Linked DNA regions of Homo sapiens: region 1 is linked to region 2. A link is a loop called in an ENCODE intact Hi-C map of the cell type or tissue named here. Cell type or tissue: PC-3. All regions are shown on one strand. Links, peaks and the distances in the headings refer to the core of each region. The heading gives the core; the rest is flanking DNA.

Evidence for each region. Peaks named below come from ENCODE experiments on the same cell type or tissue, not always from the same donor. Only the 100,000 strongest peaks of a DNase experiment are listed, where the experiment ranks them.
Region 1: it touches region 2 in a loop (2.7-fold over the local background); 1 of 110 quality-filtered maps calls a loop at or near these places.

The regions. Positions count from the first base shown.
Region 1 is chr12:67,031,717-67,037,110 of GRCh38, forward strand. It overlaps a transcript of GRIP1 not described here. Among named protein-coding and RNA genes, the nearest start is that of CAND1, 230 kb to the right of the region's middle. In PC-3, for the core only: no CTCF peak of the experiment used is centred there; DNase peaks (open chromatin) are centred at 2,575 and 2,925; H3K4me3 peaks cover 330 bases; H3K27ac peaks cover 1,725 bases.
Region 2 is chr12:66,953,416-66,958,809 of GRCh38, forward strand. It overlaps a transcript of GRIP1 not described here. Among named protein-coding and RNA genes, the nearest start is that of GRIP1, 280 kb to the left of the region's middle. In PC-3, for the core only: no CTCF peak of the experiment used is centred there; a DNase peak (open chromatin) is centred at 3,066.

The DNA of each region.
Region 1 (5,394 bases), core at 309-5,308, 78 kb after region 2:
TTATTTGCCTACATCAAATCAAATGTCTATTCCTACGCACTTTGCCTCTCTCATCTCTTCTTTCTTTTAATCTCCCCATCTATTATAAATAATCTTAATCTTATTTGTTTTTGTTTGTCTTCTTTTGTTTGGGGTTTTCATTTTTTAGTCCATTTCCAACTGCTTCCCATTGAGATTCTACCCTTTCATCAACTTGATTATTAAAGACTCCAAACATACCCTGTATCTTCCCTCCTCCGTGCCTTGGGCCATGCTGTTCCCTTTGTTTTGTATGCCCTTCCAACATCTCCACGGACTGCTGTCCTGTCCATGGTTAGGGATACACTTCAGACAGGATGCTCTCCATAAAGCCTTTCCTAATTTTCCCCACCAGACATGGTATATTTTCCTTTGAAATCTATAGGCTTTTCGTTGTCTTAGAAGATAGTATATTTCTCATGCCATCTTCTACTAGCCTGCAGGCTTTTTGAAGACAGGAAATCATAGTTATTTATTTTTCTTTTCCCTGTAGAAGCTTCGCACATGAACAGAATTCAATATTTGTATATGTTTGTATATATACATTTATTCTCCCCTCATCTTGTTCCAGAAAGGATGTGTAGTCACTCAACAAATATTTGTTAAAATGCCTAGGAAAATCTATTGCCTTTATGCTTCTTCCCCAACTGTCTCTAATTTCCTTACTCTTACCTACAATAATAGACCCTCTTTAATGTTGTTAAATACTTATTCATTCTAATATTTCAAATCAAATTAACCTAAAAGGAGTTTTTGTTCCTAATTTTTTCCCCTACTTCTTTCTGAATATCTATACCAGGAATTCTCAACCTCAGCACTACTGACATTTTGGGCCAGATAATTCTTTGTTGATGGGGAAAGGGACTTTCCTTTGCACTATAGGACATTTAACAGCATCTCTGACTCCTACCCACTAAATGCAGTCACATGCTCAGTTGCGACAACCAAAAATGTCTCTAGACATTACCAAATATACCTTGGGGGTGCAAGATGTTGGGGAGTTGCCTCTGGTTGAAAAGCACAGATCTCAATCAGAACTGTCACATCAAAATATAATGAAAGGTTCAAATGGAAGCAACACGTATAATCTTAAATATTTCAGGAGCTACATTAAAAAGATAACAAGAAGCAGATTAGTTTTAATATTTTATTTAACATTTCCAAAATATTATCATTTTAACAGGTAACCAATATAAAAATGATTATTTAAATAATTTACATTATTTTTTCTTACTAGTCTTTGAAATTCAATGTGCATTTTATATGTACAGCACATGTCAGTTCAAACTAGTCACATTTCAATTTCTTAATAGCAATATGTGGCTAGTAGCAATGGGTATGGGTTGGACAGCTCAGATCCAGACAGTTTTTCCTAGGCTGAGAACTCACTTTTCAAGAAAAATAAAGAAACCTCTTTCTTGCCGCCTAATTATTCCTAGCTATATATAATCAAACATAGTGAGATTCAGGAGGAGACATAAACCCAGAAATTTCCAATGTGATGGGTGGTAGGAGACCTGGGATCAAAGACTACATGTATATATATATATATATATATAAAGACAAATTAAGAAATGGCTGTAAGAGAATTCTACTCCACTTGCTCTGCATATTTGATCATTAGGTCATATAGAGATGTCAGGTTTTACTTTCTGTCCACACCCAAAATTCTCATCCCAGTAATAATATACATCTATATACCTACACAAGGAGTTCTCACAGTGTGTACAAAAACAAAGTAATGTTCATTCAGTATGTACCTCTCTCAAGCTTCCCCTAGGTCACACATCACAGAAGTAGCAAAGAAATGTATTCCAATCTTCTCATTCTAACCCCTTCACTCTCCAAATGACGAAACTGGAGTCTAAAACAAGACTGAAAACTGGCCTGAGATTCAGAGCTCATCAATGGAATTTTAAGACAGAATCCAAGTTCTCCAAGTCCTGGTACCAAGTTCTCTCACCCACCCCATCCTAGCTGTGCAACTTTCAAAGAGTAACTTCACCTCCTGAACCATTGGTTGTCTCATATCTATAACACAAGCAATGATACCTGCTTTGTACATTGTTGTGAGAATTACTTTAACTGAATTAATATATGTAAAAATATCAGGCACAGTGTTCCTGCCATCCTAAATGTTTGTTGAATCTGAAAAGAGTAGCACATAATACAGCCAGGAAAAGATAGAAAGCAACTTGGAGATTTATTTTAATCTGTGCTTACCCCTCAGGAGTTCTAAGCCTAATCTATCAAGGCTGATGAAAAACTTAAATTGTTATTTAAAGGCTGTAAAGAAATGATTGTAAGACCCCTCTCAGTAACACATTCCAATAAGGGACAACACTCTTAATTCAAAACTTTTCCTATATGTTTTCAGGCAAGTCAAACTTTTCAGTCAATGTTTCAAGAACCAACAAAGAACTTAATTATTAGCTTCAAACCACCTGGGCAAAAGGAACCTGCTGGAGGGCACATGTCAATCTTAAAGGAAAAATTCCCTTTACCTAGAACTGGGTTAGAGTCATAGCCTGCTTCCTGTACTGAAACTCACCAGGGGACGAAGGAATGACTTCTATTTCCTAATCATAGTTTGCATGGCTTAACGACAGGGATAAGTTCTACGAAATGCATTGTTGTGCAAACATCATAGAGTGCATTTACATAAACCTAGATGGTATGGCCTGCTACACACCTAGGCTACAAACCCATACAGCCTGTTACAGTATAGAATACTGTAAGCAACCATAACATAATGCTAAGTATTTGTGTATCTAAACATAGAAAAGGTACAATATAAATAGAATATAAAAGATAAAAAAAATGGAACACCTATGTAAGGCACTTGCCATGAATGGTGCTTGCAGGACGGGGCCTTGAGCCAGGTGACTCAGTGAGTAAATGATGAGTGAATGTGAAAGCCTAGAACACGACTGTACATTTTTAACACAACTGGCAGAGCAGTAGGTTTGTTTACACCAGCATCACAACAAACACGAGTAACCCACTGTGCTATGATGCTCTGACAGCTACAACAGCCCTAGGCAACAGGAATTTTTCAGCTCCATTATGACCTTGTGGGACCACCATTGTTTATGCGGTCTGTCACTGACCAAAACCTCATTATGCAGCACATGACTGCATTCCACCTTTGCCGGTTTGGGTAATAGGAAGGCCTAATGTGCCAATAATATAAAAAACCAATTTGTCCAAATTTGAACTTTCTCAAAAAAAGCACAAATCCATTCACTCCAGCAAATAGAGCTTGCCATTACTTTCCATGTGATAACAACATGACCCCTTCAAATATGTGAAAAGCATCATTAAATTATTCCTCAGCCTGATTTCCTTGGAAAGTTTAGGTATTAAGTTTCGGGTGCTGTGGAAAGTTGGAATTTAAAAACATCTCGTACAAGTATTCTGTTGTACTTTTGTCTGATTTGAATGTAATACCAGCCTACCACTGGATAAAGTAGAAAAAAAAACGTGTTTCCTCCATGCAGTTCCATAAAGCTCGGGCTTCGCAGAAGCTCTTTTATCTGAGGATATCCCTTTGAATTAGACACCCCCTGCCTCAGCCCCCCTCAGCAGGGTGTGCATGGGGGAGGGTTCGCAGTTTGGAATTCAGTCCCTTAAGTTAGGGAACAAAGTCTGAATCTGCCTGTCCTTCAGGACACAATGAAACAGCCAGCTGTTTACTTAGACATTTGTCTGAGTAGTATTTTATCAGGCTATTATTAGTTTTAATGTTGTAATTAGATGTGCAAATGTACCCTGAGGTATGTTTGGATGGGAACATCATACAAATCAGAATTGACAATGATGAACACAGCTGCATTTCTGCCAATGATTAGGTATTTAAATAAGTGCTCATGATGCGTTTGCAGGAAAATGTGATTCCATGGAGTGGAGAGGTTAGCAATGATATGAGGCTGCCAAGAAGACATCAAAAATACATAAAAACAAAAGAGAGAGAGAATAAATTAGATTCCACTTGGAAATTGGAAACTAACTTCTCTAACTACCATATCTAAAATAGCCTCTCCTCCATTATTATTCCCTAACCTAGTCTTTATATTCTACACATCATTTATCTCATCCTGACAAACTATCTATTTACGTGCATTTTTAACTTCTTAGTGCTGTACCTCCTTCCCAAAGAGTAAGCACTAAAAAGTGAGGAAAAATGCTACACCCTCAGCACTAGAGCAGCACCCAGTTCCCCCACAGAATACATTCTAAAAAAGTATCGCTGAATAAATAAATCAGTTGCAACATGCACTGGAAGGTTGATGTAAATATGACTTCTCTTCATCTAAAATTTACATCAAAATTGTTTAATATTTACAGTGGGATGACATCAGGTTCATCACCATTGTTTCACCATTGCAACCAGAGGCTTGGGTTGGGTAGGTGATATATCCAGAGTCTTAAAATTAGCTTGAACTCATCGACAAAAAAACTTAGTAGCCGAGTTTGCATTTCACGATAACTTTTACTTTTATGAGGGTAACCATTCTGAGAATAGATCACAGTTCTTTCCTACTTACCTTAACTGCTTCTAAATGAGTATAATCATAAATAATAATACAGAATAAGGATGTCTTTTTTTTTTTTTAGACTGAGTCTCACTCTGTCACCCAGGCTGGAGTGCAATGAGATCTCGGCTCACTGCAACCTCTGCCTCCCAAGTTCAAGAGATTCTCCTACCTCAGCCTCCCAAGTAGCTGGGATTACAGGTGCCCACCACTATGCCTGGCTTTTTTTTCTTGTATTTTTATTAGAGACAGGGTTTCATCATGTTGGCCAGGCTGGCTTCGAACTCCTGACCTCAAGTGATCTGCCTGCCTCTGCCTCCCAAAGTGCTGGGATTACAGGCGTGAGCCACCGCACCCAGCCAGAATAAGGATGTCAACACTTTTGTACCTTCATAGCCCTCCTTGTTGTGGCTTCACAATTAAATCTCTTTAATACACTGCTGGCCCCTAAAATCCTCCACTCCTCTGGCAGCTTCAAATTACTAAACCTACCCATCCATGGCTTCTACGACTCCTTCTACTTATCCCATCAAGTCCTGAAGACTTGACTTCTCCACAACATCTCCAAGTTGCCTCTCAACCTCCTCCTGCCCCTATACTTCTTCAAAATTATAAAAATATGAATTCAAAGATATAAACATACCGAGAAACATTACATCTATTTCTTGAAGCATGAAAAACCCGTGTGAGTCTCCGACAAGTGTGTAAGTATGGTTTGGGGAATACACATGCATACTTAAATACTGCACCAATGATCTCTGAATAAAAATATAATACTCAGGCCAGGCGCAGTGGCTCACGCCTGCAATCCCAGCACTTTGGAAGGCCAAGGTGGGTGGAT
Region 2 (5,394 bases), core at 302-5,301:
TGATCCTGGCAGCAACCTGTGAATTGGGTGGCAATGTCTCATCTCCATTTTAAGACAAGGAAACTAAAGCTTAGAGAGGCGTGTTGTTTTTGTTTGTTTTTAGTGTAAATCACAATGCTCACAACGGTTATCCTTGAGACATCTGGAAAATATAAATTCTGCTCAGCAAAATAATAGAGAAGGCAGGCTTTTAGAAATGCTATCACCAAAGTATGGATATAATTCTCTTACTGCTCTGATGCTCACGGGTATTAGTGGTTTCTTATAAGGACTCCTGTTCTCACCAGGGATGACAGATTAAAGAGGCAGCACTATAAAAGATTAGGAAAAATGTAAAAAAAGAAAAGTAGACAAAACTGAATAACACTGAGTAATTCTGTATCAGCTACTAAATGACAAGCCAAAGAAAGAGTGTGTGTCAGACACACACACACACAATCGATAACCTAAATAATAAGGATACGGTCTTTCTCAGCTCCTCTAGTAAAACTTCATACTCAAAATCTGGTCTCCTGTTTAGCAGATTTCAACAGTGCTTTCCGACCCCCCAAAACTGTTAAAAAATATTGCCAAAACCCATCTTGTTTGCAGCTGTCACAACATTTCTCTGAGAATTCTCCACCGACTCCTCTGCACAGAGTTTGCATTTCTCCTACTGGGTTTCAAGGCTGTCTCTTCATGTGGACGTTGCCTTTATCACCTCTCATACTTTTATTTTCCACTATCAGTGGATCTGCCTGGTCCATCTAAATCCCTTCTGTCTCATCTCTTCCCTTCTGCTAATTCTTTTCCTCATGACATCGCTATTAGGTTCCATCTTCTAAGAACAACTTTGTAAATCTTAACTGCTGCTCTCACCAATAAAAAATTGCTGCAGAGTTCAGCAATATTTGGGAAAACAAATTCATTTGTACTAAATGGTATAGAAAAATGAGTATCAAACTCTTTTAGCTACACAGTCCTTTTGTGTGTGCAATTTCTCCTAGAATCCAGCCACTTAGGACTAGATCCCTAGGAGAAAGATGAATGTCTGGTTGTGGCCAAGTGTCCTGGAACCCCATCCCTGTCTCAACCACACCAGTAAGCTGGTGGTTCTGGGGTGGGGAGACCATCAGTCAGTACCAAAAACAAAGCCTAATTAAAGAAACTTGTCCTAAGTCAAATTAAATATGCAGAACCCCAAAAGTGCCTAAAGAATAATTTGTAATCCACTTTCATCGGACAGTAATATCAACCATTCGATGTGGAACAAACATTTGTTAAGTGCCTACTATGTGCCAGGCACTGATTTTAGCACTTGAGTTGCATCAGTGAATGCAGAGATTCCCTTCCCTTGATAAGTTACAATCTGGCAGAGGGACACAGACATTTAAAAAGCACATAATGAATATATAAAATATATAATTTATTAGAAGGAGATACGTGCTATGGGGGAGGCAGTGGGGGTGCAAGGAGGGGAGGAGAAAAGAAGATTGCAAGTTCCAGGAAGAAGGACTAAAGGAAGAAAGGCAAGTTGCATTTGCAAAGAGGGTGGCCGCAGAAGGCCTCATTGATAAAGTGCCACTTGAGCAAAGCCCCAAAGGAGATGAAGGAGTTAGCCATGAAGACATTTAAGGGGGTGGTGATATCTAGTCTTAATTGATATCTTTTCATGAACAACTTACAATGTGTCATGTAAATTGCTAAATTGGTTTGCATTACACACATTATACATAAACCATCAGAGGTTGGCATTATTATTGTTTCACCTATGAGGATACTGGGACTGGAGCAGTGGAATCACCTTGAGGGCTTGTTAAAACACAGATTGCTGAGCCTGATCACCAAAGTTTTTAATTTGCTAAAACTGGGTTTCAGCCTGAGAATTTGCATCTCTAACCAGTTCGTAGGCCCTGAAGCACACACGGAGAACCACTGATTTAAAAGAGATAATCTCTGCAAGACCTTTCTATCTCTAAAACTCCATATTCTCATTTAAATTATATACTTCCTCTTTCAAATAATAGCACCTTCATCCAAATATTTCCATTTATCATCCAACTGAAACTTATAAACAAAATATATATTATAGTATATATTACTTTTTTGGTTTTTTTTTTTTTTTTTTTTGAGTCAGAGTCTCACTCTTGTCGCCCAGGCTGGAGTGCAGTGGTGCAATCTCGGCTCACTGCAACCTCCACCTCCCAGGTTCAAGAGATTCCCCTGCCTTAGCTTCTCCAGTAGCTGGGATTACAGGCGTGCATCACCATGCCCGGATAAATTTGTATTTTTAGTAGAGACAGGGTTCCTCCATGTTGGCCAGGTTGGTCTTGAACTCCTGACCTCAAGTGATCCACCCGCCTCGGCCTCCCAAAGTGCTGGGATTACAGGCGTGAGCCACTGCACCCTGCCTATACTACATTATTTAACAAAAAAGGATCAATTGGTGAGAAAATGAAAGCTCTACAAGGGAAAGCATATTACCTGTTTTATTCATTGAGTATTCTTAGCACACAGAAGAGCTTTCGAGTGAATTAATGCTATTATATATCCTACATTTTAAAACCTATTTATTTTAAAATAAGTTTGGATTTACAAGAGTTAGTTGTGCAGATAATACAAAGAGTTTCCATATGCCCTTCAAGCAGCTTCCTCTAATATTGCCATTTTAAGTAACAGTTATCAAAGCTAAGAAATTAATATTGCTATAATTCTATTAACCAAACTCGGCTTTTTTTGGGTTTTGCCAATTTTCCCACTAATGTCCTTTTCCACTCCTGGACAGCATGTCGCATTAGTCATCGGGCCTGTTTAGTGTCTTCTGGTCTTTCCTTTTTTGTTATGACCTTGAAACTTTTGAAGCAAATTGATCAGGTATTCCACTGGAGGTCCCTCGATTGGGGTTTTCGCTGTTGCTATTTTCATTAATAGGCTGGGGTTATAGACTTTGGAGTGTGGTGAGGTAAATTACCCTCTCATTTCAATATACCAGGAGTAGATGATATCAGCAGGATTTATCACTGGAGATGCTAAACTTGATCAGCTGGTTAAGGTGGTATCTGCCAGGTTTCTCCACTGTACGGTTCCTCCGTTTCTCTTTCTAGAAGAGTGAATCACTAAGTACACACTTAAGGGACAGAGAATTGAGCTCCACCTCTTGGAAAGAGGCATATAAATGAGTGTAGAAAGATGTTAAAGCCACCACACAATTAATAAATGTTTAGGAGAAGATACATTGAGGCTATGTACATATCCCATTTCTCCTTAAATTTTCTCCCAGGATGATGTCCTATTTTCCCTGTCCCAGTGCTAGAAGCAGTTATTTCTCCTTTTACTAGGGAATGGTATTTAGAAACAATCTGGGCACTAGGCATGTTTGTCACTACTACTGGGATGTCACTGCATCAAGGCCCCCTCGGCATACAGAGCTGTGCAATATGTGCATATATATTAGCTGACATAACATATCTATATTTATTTCTGTTATCTACCTGTATATATGTATTAAACTAAACATGAGTCCCCACTGATACCTCTGACTCAGTCAACACAGGGTTCACTCTAGCCTTCCTCTGTTGCTTATTTTTAACTTCTTCCTCTGATAGTAAGAAACCTGGTGCCAAGGGCTGAACTGTGTCCCCCACAAAATTCATATGTTGAAACTCTAATCTGCAGGACCTCAGACTATAACCATATTTGAGATAGGGTCTTTAAAGAGGTAATTAAATTAAAATACGGTCACTAGGAAGGTTCCCAATCCAATATGACTGGTGTTCTAAAAAGAGGATATCAATACAGATACATATGGGGAGAAGATACATGAAGACACAACGAGAAGATGGCCATCTATAAGCCAAGGAGAGAGGCCTGGAACATAGCCTTCCTTCGTGGTTCTCAGAAGGAACCAACCCTGCCAAACACCTTGATCTCAGACTTGTCACAATTATAATTAAATAATCAATATTGATACATTATTGTTAACCAGAGGCCATACTTTATTCAGATTTTCTTAGCTTTAATCTAATATATATATATATATATATTTCTTTTTTCTGTTCCAGCGTCTCATCCAGCTTTACACTCTGTACTTAGTCACCATGTCTCCTTATGCGACTCTTGGCTATGGCAGTTTCTTAGACTTCTCTTGTTCTTGATGACTTGATGAGCTTGAAGTTTTGAGGGTTACAGGTCAGGCATTTTGCAAATGTCCCTCCATTGGGACTTGTTAGATGTTTGTCTCATGATTAGACTATGGTCATAGGTTCTGAAGAGTAAGACCACAGAGGGAAAGTGCCATTTTCATCACTTCACATTAAGAGCACCTACTATCAACATTAATTATCACTGTTGATATTGACCTTGATCACATGACTGAGGGAGTATATGTCAGATTTCTTCACTGTAAACTTATTTTTCTCCTCTTTCCATACTCTACTCTTTGGAAGGAAGTCACTATGTGTAAACCATACTTAAGAAGTGGAGATTTATAGTCCATCTCCTTGAAAGTGCAGTATCTGCATAAATTATCTGGAACTTTTCTGCTTGGGTGATTTGTCTCTAGCCCTCATTTATTTGCTTATTCAATTATGTATTTTAGTACACACTCATAAATATTTATTATATATTTTGGATTATGATTATAATATAAAATTGTTTCATTGCTCAAATTGCCCCATCTTTGGTCATTGGGAGCTCTTCAGTTGGTTCTTGTGTCTCTTTGAATGAAATACATGGATTTTGCTTGCTTATTTATTTATTTACTTATAGACAGGTCTCACTCTGTCACCCACGCTACAGTGCAGTGGCACAATCATGGCTCATTACAGCCTGGAACTTCTGGGCTCAAGTGATCCTCCCTCCTCAGCCTCCTGAGTAGCTAGGAGTACAGGCAAACACCACCACACCTGGCTAATTTTTTTATAGAGATGGAATCCCACTGCGTGGGCCAGGCTGGTCTTGAACTCCTTACCCAAGCGATCCTCCCATCTTGGCCTCCCTAAGTGCTGGCATTAGAAGCGTGGGCCACCATACCCAGCATTTTTCGATTTTGAAGACTTTCTTACTTTGTGGGAATAAAAAAATGCTCCTCATCCTGTTTCCTGTGCCAGCACCAGAATCAGCTGTTTCTCCAAGGAGCCCTCATTTCTTTTATTGGAGAATGGTATTAGGAACCAAAATTTGGGTCCTAGGTATATTCTACATTTTTGACCTAACAATCTAGCATAAATAGATCTTCATGTGAATAAATTTAAGATATCATTTTCAAAGTGCATAATATTCCACTGTGTGGATAAACTGTAATACCATCTATTATTGATGGATACTTATATTGCTTCTATGTATTTAGGTATTATAAACAATACTGAGATAAACTTTCTGGTGTCGAAATCATCATACTTGTAACTGGTTATTTCC